Regions from separate parts of the Homo sapiens genome. Here region 2 is linked to region 1. A link is a contact called in ENCODE Hi-C or POLR2A ChIA-PET data. All regions are on one chromosome and are shown on one strand. Each heading gives the region's core, a stretch centred on a gene start or an enhancer-like site at or near the end of the contact. The rest is flanking DNA. Distances are from core to core; before and after follow the strand shown. Region 1 holds the start of PEDS1 (plasmanylethanolamine desaturase 1). Region 2 has its middle 61 kb from the start of LINC01271.

Region 1 (3,892 bases), core at 974-3,473:
AGGTGGGGAGTTTGAGGACCAGAGAGGTGAGGCGGATCCCCCACAGCAAAGGTCAGACTACTGTTAACAACAGGGAGGCGCCAGGCACAGTGGCTCACGCCTGTAATCCCAGCACTGTGGGAGGCCGAGGTGGGCGGATCACAAGGTCAAGAGATCGAGACCACCCTGGCTAACACAGTGAAACCCCATCTCTACTGAAAATACAGAAAATTAGCCGGGCATGGTGGCGGGCGCCTGTAGTCCCAGCTACTCAGGAGGCTGAGGCAGGAGAATGGCGTGAACCCGGGAGGAGGAGCTTGCAGTGAGCCGAGATCACGCCACTGCACTCCAGCCTGGGCAACAGAGTGAGACTCCATCTCAAAACAAATAAAACAAAACAAAACAAAAAACAACAAAAAAACCCACACAACAACAGGGAGTGCCTACTGAATGCCAGTGGACGATCTCATTTCCACTTCCTAACACGAAGGGGCAGATAAACTTTAACTTGCAAGGAAACCAAGGGGAAACAGAGACGGAAAGTGGCTTGGACCAGGTCATACAGCTGAATAACAGAGTCAGGATGTTAACCCTGGCCTACCCCCAGGAGAGCAGGAGGTTTTAAGTCCATAGGCTGGGTGTCTTGGGTATAGGCCTGAAGAAACCATAGCGGCATGGACCAGGTGCCCAAGTCAGGTGTGAAAAATCACATACAGAGAATGGAGTGGTCTAGGACCCAGTGAGGAAATGCAAATGGTCCGTGGCCATGCCGCCTTTTAAGGAAGAGACGGCATGGAACCCAGGCCAGTGAGGGCAGAAAGCTAAGGTGCTAGTGACCCCAGGCCCACTCCAGGCAAGGGCTGCATGTGGTGCTTGGTGGCTGCCCCACAGAAAAAGGAAGGATGTCAGGATATTTGACAAACAAAGCTTCATTCCATGGTGACACCCAGGTAGAGGTGCCTCCCAGTCACCTGAACCAGGAGTTCTCAAAGGCACTTCCTTAACTCCTGGGGATATAGGGCCCTCCTGAGGCCAAACAGTAAAATTCCTAGGGCTCACGTAGGAGTCACAAAAGTGGGTGTAGGGGGGGTGCTTGCTGGAGCATATACAGTGAGCAAAGCAGGAAGAAGCTAGGGAGAAACCGTGGCCTGAGGGAAAGGGACAGAGAGGGAGAGGTGAACTCCAACTTATGATCTGGTCTGGGGAATATGGGGGTTCCAGTCCCAAGTCCTAAGGAAGGGGCCAATACATGGATGTGAGGGAGGGGCAAGAGCTAGAGTTGGGGCTTATGTACAGGGGAGCTTACAGTGGGGTACATTCAGTCCCCTCACTGCCTGGGATCCAGGAATATGGGGCAAGGACTGATGCTCACCACTGGAGGGTTGGGGAGAGGATATCGGTCTGTAGCCACTGAAGCTATCACTAGGATGGGGTTTTGGGGGAAGGGTGTGGGGGGTACCGTGCAGCTGGAAGCCCCTGAGTTAGGGTTCCCTGGGCAGAGGGGCTGACATTCCCAGGTTAGGGAGGTGAGGTCATTGTTTGCAGCCCAGGGCCTGGGCTAGGGCACAGAGGAGGTACTAGGATGTAGATTCCAGATCTGGGGAACCCAGGATGAGGTGTGACTTTTAGGGGCCTGAGGGCAGTGCTTACAGCTGAAGGGCAGCTTTGGGCTTGGACCGGGTCCTGGGGGGATGAGGGGGTGGGGTTCTAAGTCTAGGAGCACTCTTCACAACCGAGAATGCCCCGGGGCTAGGATTCCGTATCTGCGGGTCCGATGGGAGCTCCGTTTGTCGCCCAGGGAGCTCATGGTAATTTCTTGATCTGGGGAGTGTCTCTGCAGCCAGGAAACCCCGGGGCCAAGGTTCTGGCTTGGGTTCGGAAGGGACACTGGGGTGGGGTCCCCGAACTTGCTATTTGCAAGTTAGACACCCGGGCTGGAGTTCCGCATCTGGGCCCGAGGTTGGGACTCCAGTCTGGGGTCGCTGTCCGCAGCCGGGGCTGGTGACCGCAGGCCTGGAGGGGGGCCCAGAGGTCTTACCTGGCGAGTAGAGCGCAGCCAGCTCGCGGGCCCCGGCGTGCTGCGCGCCCCAGCGGCAACAAGACGCCTCGTCCTCGTCCAGCTCCAGCTGCTGGCCCGGCCAGTTCTCGGCGCCCGCCATGGCCACTCGCCCGATCGGCCCGGTGCGCTCTGCTGGCGGCGGCGGCGGCAGGGCCGCGGAACCGCGGCGAGATCACGCCGCCCAATGACCGCCCAGCGCCGGGCGCGGCGGCGGCGCGGGCGGGGTCCTCGCCCGGCCGCGCGTCACAGCCAATCGGGGCTCGCGCCGGAGCCGCGCAGGCCAATCGGACGTCGCTGAGCCGCAGCCAACCGCCGCGAGCCGGAGGCTGGGACGCAGCTGGACGCAGCTGGGCGCGGAAGCTTGGGGCGGAGGCGCGTGCCCGCCTTCCCAGCTCAGCCCCGGCAGGGCTCCCGGCTCCAGCCCACTGGGAGCTCGCGGCGCGTCGCCGCCCAGCTAGGCTTCGGTTCACGGGCCCATGCAATGGGCCGAGGCAGGGCCCAGAAATGGGCATTTCTTGAGCCGGCAGCGTTAAGCGCCCACTGTGTGCAAGGAACGCGAGGGCAGGGCGCCGGGCTGGGGCCGAGGCCAGGAAGCATTTGGCGGGTGCTCTGTACGATGCTCCCTAGCGAGGCCGATGGAGAGTGGGCTGGTTTATCAAGCCCTACTGTGTGCAGAGGTTTCGGGTGCCATGTGTTCATCAGCTGTGTGCCAGCTCTGTGCTGTGCGCCCAAAGAGGAGAAACGTCGAGCCTGCCCCGCATCCTCCCCAGCTCATGTTCTCCCGGTGGCGAGGACAGTAAACTAATGAAAATGACAACTAGGGTCACTATGAGATTTGCTGAGCGCTTAATATCTGTCAGGTGCTGGACCAAGAGCTAGACGAGCAACATTTATTTGACTCTTAAACACCAATGGTATTGCCTCCTCAGAGAGCCCCACCACCACCACCCTGCTCAAAGGTGCCCCCTCCTCCAGTCACTGTGACATCACCCTGTTTTGTCTTCACAGCGCTTCTGGTGGGGATTGAGCTTGCAGTCCCTGTCTCTCCTATCAGAGAGCAAGCTCCTGAGGGCAGAGAACAGCTTTGTTTACAGCAGGGCCCCCGTGCCAGGATCGGGGCTGGAACATGGTAGAAGCTCAATAAATGCTTGATGAATGAATTAAGGCTCAGCCAGATGCGTCTAATACTTCGGCAGATAAATGACAGCAGCAGGGATTTACCCCAGGTCTAACCGACAACAAAGTATGCAATAATTTCTCATAGAAATTCCATACAGGCAGCCGGGCGCGGTGGCTCACGCCGGTAATCCCAGCACTTTGGGAGGCCAAGGCGGGCGGATCATGAGGTCAGGAGATCGAGACCATCCTGGCTAACACGGTGAAACCCCGTCTCTACTAAAAATACAAAAAATTAGCTGGGCGCGGTGGCGGGCGCCTGTAGTCCCAGCTACTCGGGAGGCTGAGACAGGAGAATGGCGTGAACCCGGGAGGCGGAGCTTGCAGTGAGCCGAGATCGCGCCACTGCACTCCAGCCTGGGCGACAGAGGGAGACTCCGTCTCAAAAAAAAAAAAAAAAAATTCCATACAGGCTGGACGCGGTGGCTCAGGCCTGTAATCCCAGCACTTTGGGAGGCCGAGGCCAGTGGATCACCTAAGGCCAGGAGTTTGAGACCAGCCTGGACAACATGGTAAAACCTTGTCTCTACTAAAAATACAAAAATTAGGCAAGCTACTTATCCCAGATACTTGGAAGGCTGAGGCAGGAGAATCACTTGAACCTGGGAGGTGGAGGTTGCAGTGAGCCGAGATGGCGCCACTGCACTCCAACCTGGGTGACAAGAGTGAGACTTGGTC
Region 2 (4,231 bases), core at 1,254-3,753, 230 kb after region 1:
CGGTCATGGCCGGGATGACTGACTTTGGAGGCAGGCAAACCTGGGTTCAAACCTTAGCTCTGACACTGACTAGCCCATTCATTCATTCATTCATTCACTCCAGGTATTGACTGTCTCCTGAGTGCTGGCCCTGTGCTGGGCAGTGGGGAAATATCTGAGAACGAGGCAGACACAGTCGCTGCCCTCATAGAACTTTTAATCTAGTAGGCAGAGATGGGCACAAAACACAAATTCTGAAATTAGGGCAATGAAGAAAATAAGACAGTGCGGTAGGTTTGAGAACAGCAGGGCTGCCCGTTTGAGACAGTCAGGGAGAACTCTCTGTGCGGAGGGGTCATTTAAGCAAAGACCCCAGTCATGAGAAGAGCCGGATCCAGGAAGCCAGCCCTAATGAGGGAGGGGCTCAGGAGGTGCCTCGCATGCAGGATAGAAGGAGGCGCTTGCTCTCAGTCTCAGCCACGCGCAGGTTGGCATTTGAGAGTGAGAGCCTCCTGAAAGCTTCACCCTGGGGATCTCACTTGCCCCAACCTAGTCCTGGGCCTGCTGGGAAGGAAAGGCATCTAAGCAAAGGGCGCAGCGAATGCAAAGGCCCTGCAGTGGGATGAGCCTGGCGCTCTGGTGCAGAGAGAGCCAGGGAAGAGTGCAGTGCAGGGATGGGGACGTGGGTGAAGCTGGAGAGGTGGGGGTGCAGACCACAGAGGGCCTCGAAGGCCATGCTGAGGATTTGGTAAGGGAGAAGCTCTATTGTGAGGGCAGAGCTGGCAATCCTCGTGGGTGAGGTGATATTTGCCGGGGAGGTAGGGAAGACTCAGGGTGCATTTCTAGGCCGGATGACTTCTTGATTGATGTAGGAGAGATTAGCAAGTGCTTCATTTCTCAGTCTTTAATATTCTTCATCTGGGAAGTGGGAATAATAACATCAACCTCCCCAGAGAAGGTACCATACTTAGCACAGTGATTTACCTGGGTCACCCAGGAAGTTCGTGGCTCAGCCAGGACTGGAACCCAGGCCCTGCTCTCCAGGATGATCGCAACAGGCAGGGGCTGGATCTTGGCATGAGATTCTCCAGCGATGCCACCTCCCGGCCAAACAGGCCTCAGCAGCAGGGGCTGGATTTTTTTCTTTCTGAATTGTGCTTATGCGTGGGGCTGTTTATCTAACTTGGCTGAAGTTTGAGTCCTGGGTCTGTAAACATACCCTTTTAATTATTATACAAATGGTACATGTTCGTGGAATAAAAATTTGAAAATGAAAATAAGCAAGAAGAAAAAGAACGAGAGAGAAAGAGGGAGGAAGGAGGGAAGGAAGGAAGGAAGGAAGGAGGGAGGGAGGGAGGGAGGGGAGGGAGGGAGGAAGGAAGGAAGGAAGGATCTAAATCAACACATGTACACCTAGATGCATTATATAAGGACCTTCATTGCAGCATCCTTTGACATAACAAAAGCCTCCAAACAATGTGAATATCCAAGATTAGGGGCCTTCGTAGCTGCATGAATTAAAGAGTATTTCAATCCTGTGCTGAGACTGAAGTGAATAAAGCAGATATCGCTGTACTGATTTGAAACAACAGCCAAGATGTAATATTAGCCTAGAAAAATGAGATGAAAAACAGTGATTATAGAATGCTACAAAGTGTGTGTGGGTGTGTGTCTGTGTGTGTGTGTGTGTGTGTGTCTGTGTGTGCGTGTGTGTGTTTGTGTGTGTGTCTCTGTGTGTGTGTGTCTGTGTGTCTGTGTGTGTGTGTCTCTGTGTGTCTGTGTGTGTGTGTCTGTGTGTGTCTTAAGGAGAGAGTGAGGAATGTGTTTACCTATTTGCTGGTAGATGCTCAGGTTTCCTGACTTTCGCGTGGTAAAAATGGCAAGTCAGAGATGGGAGGAAGGATGATATTTTGCCTGTCCGTTTGCACTGTTGAAAGGAAAACTTGTGGCTTCTGTTTTTGTTTTTGTTTTGCCATGTGCGTGCCTGTCTTCTGTGCAACATTTTAGCAATATTTGAAAAATCAGAGACTTTTCGAAAGGCCCTGAGATAATCTAGGCTGGCGTTTCCTGAAAGTTCCCCCAAATCCCAGGATTCCAGCAAGGTGCCTGTAGGCCATGGGGCTTGGGGTGGAGCTGCAGGCAGCCTGACCCTCCTTACTCAGAGATGTTTCTCTTTCATCTTTTTTTTATAGGTTGGACAAGTAAAGGTTCAGTTGTAAAAGGGTTTTGCCTGCTTTGAAACGAAATTTTTGAAAAACTTTGATCTTGAATAATCTCTTCATTCTACCGATGAGGAGACAGGAACCCAGAAAGGAGAAAAAAAGGATCGTCTCAGCATCAGGCTGACCTGGGTTTCAGTCTAGCTTTGGCTGCGTGCCTTGGATAGTAAATTTTCCTCCTTGAACCTTGGCTTCTTCCTCCAGGGAGAAAAACCTACCTGAAGGTGATTAGTACACAGATATCAAAAGTGGAAGTAGACCCTGAGTCCTTAGCTAAGGACTAGAACGATCGTGGCAGAAACGTGCACAGGAAATCATGTGGCCTCTGTCTCACCAGCGGGTGTTCCAGGAATGGCAAAAGTGTTCCCTTTTCCCCATTTCACTCAAGTCTAGAATCAGGCATATCTCAGTTTGTTAGAAGTCAGCTCACTACAAAACCCAGGTATTCCCTGGGACACATGCAACTGCAAGGGGCAGGGAAACTCAACTCAAATGACTTTATCATTAAGGAAGTGTGTCTTCCTGTACATTCAGAAAACCCAGAGATGGCATGGCGGCTCTGACAGGCATGCATTCAGCTTCGAGGAACACAGACCCTGACCCCTGGCAGCATTTATTTATATTGTCCCCTGCTACAAGAAATCCAGAGGCATCCAGAGCTGATGGGGTGACTCAGGGGTGCTACCAGGGGTTCAGGTTCTTTCCCAGTTTTGTTGTTGTTGTTGTTATTGTTTTGAGACAGAGTCTCACTCTATCGCCCAGGCTGGAGGGCAATGGTGTGATCTTGGCTCACTGCAACCTCTGCCTCCTGTGCTCAAGCAATTCTCCTGCCTCAGCCTCCCGAGTAGTTGAGAGTACAGGCGCCCGCCACCACGCCTGGCTAAGTTTTGTATTTTTGGTAGAGACGTGGTTTTGCCATGTTGGCGAGGCTGGTCTTGAACTCCTGACCTCAAGTGATCTGCCCGTCTCAGCCTCCCAAAGTGCTGGGATTACAGGCATGAGCCGCCGCACCTGGTCACTTTCCCAGTTTTTGCTTAGCCATCTCGAACATGTGGCTTCTGTCCTCATGGTTGGCCATAATTGCAGCATGACCATTCCACCCTCAGCTCATGTCCACATTACAGGCTGGAAGAGGGGACAAGGGCAGAGCAGTGTGTCCACCATGTTTGTCTCTTTTCAGAAAGCTCTTCTGGGGGCCCCACTGGGAAAATTTGGCTTTCATATCATTGGTCATGCTGGATCACGTGGCCATTCCTGGCTGCAAGGCAGTCTAGGGGAGTGAGTGCGTTTTGCTGGCTCATTGCCATCCCAATAAAGTCAGGGTTCTGTCAACAAGGAAGAAAAGGAGCGAGGGCATTGGGCAGGCACTGAGCAGTGTCTGCCCCAGTAGTTCAAGAATTGTTGATACAATGGCTGAAAGACATCTTCCAAAACCTGTGTTCTCTTTCTGTTTGCATTCTACCATCCTCAGTGTGTGGGCTTCCATCCTGAGACTTGTTTTATCCCCTCAGTTTCAGGAGGGGGTCCCTTCCTTGAAGGCATGTGCTGATGCCCCCTCAAAAAAAAGTGTTCTCCCACCTAGGGAGGAGAGTTGAAAAGAGCTGTGGTTGGGCAGTTGACAATGTCTGCTCCACCTCTATTCACCGGAACTTCTTCTGTTCCATCCTCTTTTCAGTTCAGCTCACTGCGATTTCATTTCCATCTCACAGCGTGGATCAGTCACCTATGCCTACAAGAATGCTGCCTGAGAAACCACCCCCAACCTGTTATTCTCTTGAATAGGGAGTTGGCTGCAGGTTGGTGGACCTTGGCTGGACCCATTAATATATTTCCTGTTCAGCTGGAGTTCTGCTGTCTTGGCTGGGCTGGCTCTGCTCTGCCTCACGGGTCCCTCGCCCTTTTCCTGGGACCAATGGGCCATTCTGGGCATGGCTGCTGATAGTGGGGGCACAGGCACAACAGCCACGTGGAAACATGCAAGAGATCTCTTTTTTTCTTTTTTTGAGATGCAGTCTCACTCTGTCACCCAGGCT

Evidence for each region. Hi-C counts contacts between places; a loop is a spot of excess contacts on that map. ChIA-PET counts read pairs that join two places held with the same protein, here RNA polymerase II (POLR2A). Pooled maps may share reads with other maps.
Region 2: a pooled map shows a loop between it and region 1 (2.6-fold over the local background). The contact joins the enhancer-like site here to the promoter of PEDS1 in region 1. A Hi-C loop is called at or near these places in 1 of 50 pooled maps. POLR2A ChIA-PET finds 5 or more read pairs at or near these places in 2 of 52 experiments (IMR-90 and WTC11).

The regions. Positions count from the first base shown.
Region 1 is chr20:50,151,500-50,155,391 of GRCh38, forward strand. PEDS1 (plasmanylethanolamine desaturase 1) reads right to left here and starts at 2,224. Exons shown (of 6, transcript NM_199129.4): 1 at 2,018-2,224. The coding sequence starts at 2,138. PEDS1-UBE2V1 (PEDS1-UBE2V1 readthrough) reads right to left here and starts at 2,224. Exons shown (of 8, transcript NM_199203.3): 1 at 2,018-2,224. The coding sequence starts at 2,138. RefSeq lists a silencer at 1,978-2,657.
Region 2 is chr20:50,379,813-50,384,043 of GRCh38, forward strand. No RefSeq gene overlaps it. Among named protein-coding and RNA genes, the nearest start is that of LINC01271, 61 kb to the left of the region's middle. Within about 2 kb of position 2,504, at least 12 of the 41 ENCODE cell types and tissues checked have a DNase peak (open chromatin) inside an H3K27ac peak, as active enhancers do.